Linked DNA regions of Homo sapiens: region 2 is linked to region 1. A link is an interaction called in ENCODE POLR2A ChIA-PET data of the cell type or tissue named here. Cell type or tissue: MCF 10A. All regions are shown on one strand. Links, peaks and the distances in the headings refer to the core of each region. The heading gives the core; the rest is flanking DNA.

The links. Peaks named below come from ENCODE experiments on the same cell type or tissue, not always from the same donor. Only the 100,000 strongest peaks of a DNase experiment are listed, where the experiment ranks them.
Region 2: POLR2A ChIA-PET joins it to region 1 with 5 read pairs; 9 of 35 experiments call an interaction of 5 or more read pairs at or near these places.

What each region holds. Positions count from the first base shown.
Region 1 is chr16:19,000,550-19,003,459 of GRCh38, reverse strand. The region is part of intron 1 of TMC7 (transmembrane channel like 7); the gene reads right to left. Among named protein-coding and RNA genes, the nearest start is that of TMC7, 18 kb to the right of the region's middle. In MCF 10A, for the core only: no CTCF peak of the experiment used is centred there; a DNase peak (open chromatin) is centred at 1,429.
Region 2 is chr16:19,057,663-19,060,572 of GRCh38, reverse strand. It overlaps TMC7 (transmembrane channel like 7), which reads right to left. Exons shown (of 16, transcript NM_024847.4): 15 at 1,079-1,157. Among named protein-coding and RNA genes, the nearest start is that of COQ7, 8.5 kb to the left of the region's middle. In MCF 10A, for the core only: no CTCF peak of the experiment used is centred there; no DNase peak of the experiment used is centred there.

The DNA.
Region 1 (2,910 bases), core at 287-2,786:
GCCCCTCACCTCCCGGACGGGGCGGCTGGCCGGGCAGGGGGGCTGACCCCCCCCACCTCCCTCCCGGACGGGGCGGCTGGCCGGGCAGAGGGGCTCCTCACTTCCCAGTAGGGGCGGCCGTTGCCCTGGTATTTTTTATTTTTTTTGAGATAGGGTCTTGCTCTATTGCCCAGGCTGGAGTGTAACCTGAATTCCTGGGCTCAAGCGATCCTCCCACCTCAGCCTCCCAAATAGCTGGGACTACAGATGCACACCACTACACCTGGATAATTTTTTTCTTTTTCAGTTTTTAGTAGAGACGGGGTCTTGCTTTGTTGCCTAGGCTGGTCTCAAACTCCTGGGCTCAAGTGATCCTCCCGCCTTAGCCTCCCAAAGGGCTGGGATTACAGGCATAAGCCACCACCCTTGGCCTGCTCTGGCTTTCCAACAGGGAAACTGAGGCCCAGGCATGGTGACTTGCCCAAGACTTGAGTGTCAAGACAGACTCCTGGTTTTACCACAGGTCATTTCACCACTTAGAGCCTTGATGTCCTTCTCATCCTTAAAGAATAAGATCATCTCATTACAGTTATTGTCAGACATTCTACTGAATTGGTCCAGCCAAGAGCCTTGCTGTTGGGATGGCCACTGTAGTCCTGTGGTCAGCGTGGGCTGCTGTTGACCATCTGCACAGGAGCAGGTAGCATATTTCAGATATTGGGGTGCCTCTAAGAATGCCTAGAACTTCTTGGTCACTGGGGCCAGATTTCAGCAATTAGGAGATTATTACTTAGGTAGGAGGATGACTGGGTAATTCCAGGAGACATGAGGGAGCAGGGCCAGGCATAGCCAATTTTTCTGCCATATACTATTCTTCCAGGTTAAGGACAAAGTCTCTCTGAGGCTTAAAAGCGGTGTCTTGCTCACAGAAGGCCCTCCATCCGGGCTGGGCACTGTGGCTCACGCCTGTAATCCCAGCACTTTGGGAGGCCAAGGCGGGTGGATTACCTGAGGTCAGGAGTTCAAGACCAGACTGACCAACATGGTGAAACCCTGTCTCTACTAAAAAAATACAAAATTAGCCGGGCGTGGTGATGCATGCCTGTAATCCCACTACTTGGGAGGCTGAGGCAGGAGAATCACTTGAACCCAGGAGGCGGGGGTTGCAGTGAGCCGAGATCACTCCATCACACTTCAGTCTGGACAACAACAGCAAAACTCCATCTTAAAAAAAAAAAAAAAAAAAGCGGCCCTCCATCTGAAGAATGAATGAATGAATGAATGAGCAGTGGCAGAGGCAGGTACATCTGGTGAGCATCCTGAGGTCCTTTCTTGGCAACTTTTCCCACAGGACACCACATCCTACCAACAGGCATGAACCTCCCAGGATGTGGGCACCAGCCAAGTATGATCTAAATGGCACTAAAACCACCACCAGCTTCCCCCGCGTTCTAGCCAAGAAACTTGCCCAACCGTATTTGGTGCTGAGTTCACAGCAGGGGTTTGTTTCCCACACAAAGTATCATGGAAACTCTGGGTAAAAAGGGACCTTGTAGGTCACTGGATCCAGGCCTCTCACCAGCTGCTATGGGAATTAGTTCTGTTTGACAACTTGCGTGGATCCTCTCTCTGGGCCAGACTCCAGACTGGAGGTTGGGACTCTGGAGAAGATGAAGACTTGCTCTGTGCTTTGATGAGCTTTTGCTCACTCCTTCAAACACCACATAGCTCCTAAGTACCCACTCCACCGCACTCACTCACCCCTGTTACTACTCCATCCTTTTTGTGTTGTTTGTTTAAGACAAGGTTTTGCTCTGTTGCCCAGGCTGGAGTGCAGTGGTACCATCATAGCTCACTGCAGCCTTGATCTCCCAGGCTCAGGCAATACTCCTCGCCTCAGGCTCCTGAGTAGCTGGGACCACAGGTGTGCACCACTACACCCAGTTAATATGCATATATTTTAATAGAGATGAGGTCTCGTTATGTTGCCCAGGCTAGTCTCGAACTTCTGGGCTCAAGTGATCCTCCCACCTCAGCCTCCCAAAGTGCTGGGACTATAGGTGTGAACCACCACACTCAGCCTACTCTGTCCTTTTTAATTTTTTACTTGTGTGTTGTCTCTGACTCTATAACTTCTATGAAGGCAGGGACCTTATCTCTTTCTGTCACTGCTGAATTACCAGGGTCTAGCACAGAGCCTGGTACAGGACAGATGCTTAATAAATACCTTCTAAGTTGAATGAATGAATAATTCAGGAATGAATGAATTTGATGCTGAGGATACAAGATAGGTTAGATCACCCACCACGCCAACCAAAGTACTTTACATACCAGGAAAGAAAGGGTGTCAAAAAAATGAGTAAAAGATTTTAGGAATTTAACCCTTGAATATTATTCTTCTCTATATGAATGATGTATTTTTTTCACAATACAAAACATTTTGTTGTTTTGTTTGGTGTTTTATTTTTGAGACAGGATCTCACTCTGTCACCCACACTAGAGTGCAGTGGTGCCATTTCCACTCACTCTGCCTCCCAGGCTCAAGCAATCCTCTGGCCTCAGCCTCCCAAGTAGCTGGGACTACAGGTGTGTGCCACCACACCCAGTTAATTTTTTGTATTTTTAGTAGAGATGGGGTTTTACCATATTGCCCAGACTGGTCTCAAACTCCTGGACCCAAGCAATGCACCTGCTTCCACCTCCCAAAGTATTGAAATTACAGGGGTGAGCCACCGTACCTGGAACAAAAATAATTTACAGGGTAAAAAAAGCTGGCAAAAAATATTGACTGGGATGTTGACCATATATCACATTCTTCCTATTTCAGGTACTCTACACAAACCAGCCCTATTAGAAATGTGCTTTGCTTTTTCTTCTCATGAAATGATAAAATGTCATGCATGCACACACAATTTGATATTACCGATAAGT
Region 2 (2,910 bases), core at 95-2,594, 57 kb before region 1:
TTACTTTCATCCTTAAATAGGACCTCAGATAATGGGCTCCTCTCTCTATTATTCAAGTCTCAGCTAGGGTCCAGGCATAGTGGCTCATGCCTGTAATCCCAGCACTTTGGGGAACTGAGAGGGGACAATCACTTGAGCCCAGGAGTTCAAGACCAGCCTGGGCAACATAGGGAGACCTCATGTCTATAAAAAATTTAAAAATTAGCCAGGCATGGTGATGCACGCCTGTAGTCCCAGCTACTTGGGAGGCTAAGGTGGGAGGATGGCTTGAGACCAAGAGTTTGAGGCTGCTGTGAGCTATGACCACACAATCGCACTCCAGCCTGGGCGAGAGAGTGAGACCCCGTCCTGAATAAAAAAATAAAAAAAAATCACCTCCTCAAAGAAGCCTTCTACAGCCGCATCTGCAGTAACTGATAGCCCGCTTGTCACTCTACCTTGTTTTTATTGTCTTCATAGAAGCTATAATTAATCAGCATTTATCTTATTAACTACCCAGCAGCTTTGTCTCTTGTTCACCAAAGCGTCCCAGCACCCAGCATAGTACAAGGCACAGAGTAGGTACTTAATACACATCTTTTTTTATTTTTATTTTTAAGATGGAGTCTCACTCTGTCACCCAGGCTGGAGTGCAATAGCGCAATCTCAGCTCACTGCGACCTCCACCTCCTGAGTTCAAGGGATTCTCCTGCCTCAGCCTCCCAAGTAGCTGGGATTACAGGTGCCCACCACCACGCCCAACTACTTTTTGTATTTTTAGTAGAGACGGGGTTTCACCATGTTGGCCAGGCTGGTCTTGAACTCCTGAGCTCAAGTAATCTGCCTGCCTCGGCCTCCCAAAAGTGCTGGGATTACAGGCATGAGCCACCACATCCCCCTTAATACACATCTTGAAGGAATGGATGAATCAGTGAATTAATGAAGCTGGACGCGGCTGGGCCTCAAGGCAGAGTTTTGGGGAGGTGGTGGTGAGAGAAGGCTGCAGTAATTTCACTCCCTCCCAGGAAAACAGCACTTTCCTTGCAGTGTCCTGGGTAAATGTCCCCAGCCATGACCCTCTGGAGCTATGCTTCCTTACCAGGGATAGCTGCTCTCGGAGCTGGATGACCACCCGTTTGTGTGCTCCAGCTAAGGCAATGAAGTAAAACATGATGAGGCTGCAACACAAGACAGACAGGTCACAAGGGAGTCTGGATCATCTGAAGGCCAATAGAAAAATAACCCAACATATTTTTCCTTGGAACAGTTTTACTCTTGTTAGAAAAGAAGGCTGGGCATGATGGCTCATTTTATAATACCAGTGCTTTGCCCAGGCAGAAGGATCACTTAAGGCTGGGAGTTTGAGACCAGCCCAGGCAACATAGGGAGAGCCCCACCTCTAGAAAAATAAAATATGGCCGGGCGCAGTGGCTCACACCTGTAATCCCAGCACTTTGGGAGGCCGAGGCAGGCGGATCACCTGAGGTCAGGAATTTGAGACCAGCCTGACCAACATGGTGAAACCCCGTCTCTACTAAAAATACAAAAGTTAGCTGGGCGTGGTGGTGGACGCCTATAATCCCAGCTACTCAGGAGGCTGAGACAGGAGAATCCCTTGAACCCAAGAGGCAAAGGTTGCAGTGAGCTGAGATCGCATCACTGCACTCCAGCCTGGGCGGCAGAGCAAGCCTCCGTCTAAAAAAAAGGAAAAGAAAATGTAAAATTAGCCAGACATGGTGGCGTGAGCCTGTAGTCCCCAGCTACTCAGGAAGCTAAGGTGGGAGAATCTGAGCCCAGAAGTTCAAGGCTGCAGTGAGCTATGATCACATTACCATACTCCAGACTGGGCAACAGAGCCAGACCCTGTCTCCACAAAAAATAAAGAAAACCCTCATCTCTTCCAAGCAGAGGGTATAAGAAACAGCTACTGAAGTTTTTATTTGGCAGTGGCAGCAGAATCTGACTTATGCCTTGCTTTTTACTTTTAATATTAAAATTTGCAGATGTTCGCCTTGTACATACAGAATGACAGAAAGAGAGAGAATGACATGGTTGAGAAAGTCAGCTGAGCATGTAATTAACACGTGGATGATCACTGTGGAGGCTCTCTAGCCCATTTCCTCATTTGTAAAATAGGGAAAACATAATAAAACCCAGTGTTTGCAAGCTTGGGATAAAATTATTTTATTTATTTTATTTATTTATTTATTTTTGAGACGGAGTTTCACTCTCGTTGCCCAGGCTTGAGTGCAATGGCGCGATCTCAGCTCACTGCAACCTCTGCCTCTCGGGTTCAAGGAATTCTCCTGCCTCAGCCTCCTAAGTAGCTAGGATTACATGCCTGACTAATTTTATATATTTTTTAGTAGAGACGGTGTTTCACCATGTTGGTCAGGCTGCTCTCGAACTCCTGACCTCAAGTGATCCACCCGCCTCGGCCTCCCAAAGTGCTGGGATTACAGGCGTGAGCCACTATGCCTGGCTGATAATATCATTTTAATTAAAAGCAATCAAATCCAGGTGTAGTAGAAGGTGCCTGGTGCCTGGTGTCCCAGCTACTCAGGAGGCTAAGGAGGGAGGACCACTTAAGCTCAAGACCCACCTGGGCAACATAGCAAGACACTGTCTCCTAAAAAAAAAAAAAAATCAACTGCTGGCTTCTGTCTTCTGTGCAGCTCTAGATCTGAAATGGGGGTGGTTAAAGTTATTATATTTGGGGAGAGGGGCAAATGGAATGGAGGGCAAGCCCTCATAAAAACAGAAGGCAACCTCACTGAATGAAGGGAAGGTGGTTTCCTATCCAGTCTCCTCAGACAAGGCTGATGAAATGAGGGCCAAGTAACCAGGAGATCCTGAAATCAGTGACGTCCACAGTATTCCCCTGGAAGTCCCTGAGATACTTAAGTCAGATCAGAGAAGTGCTACCAGGTG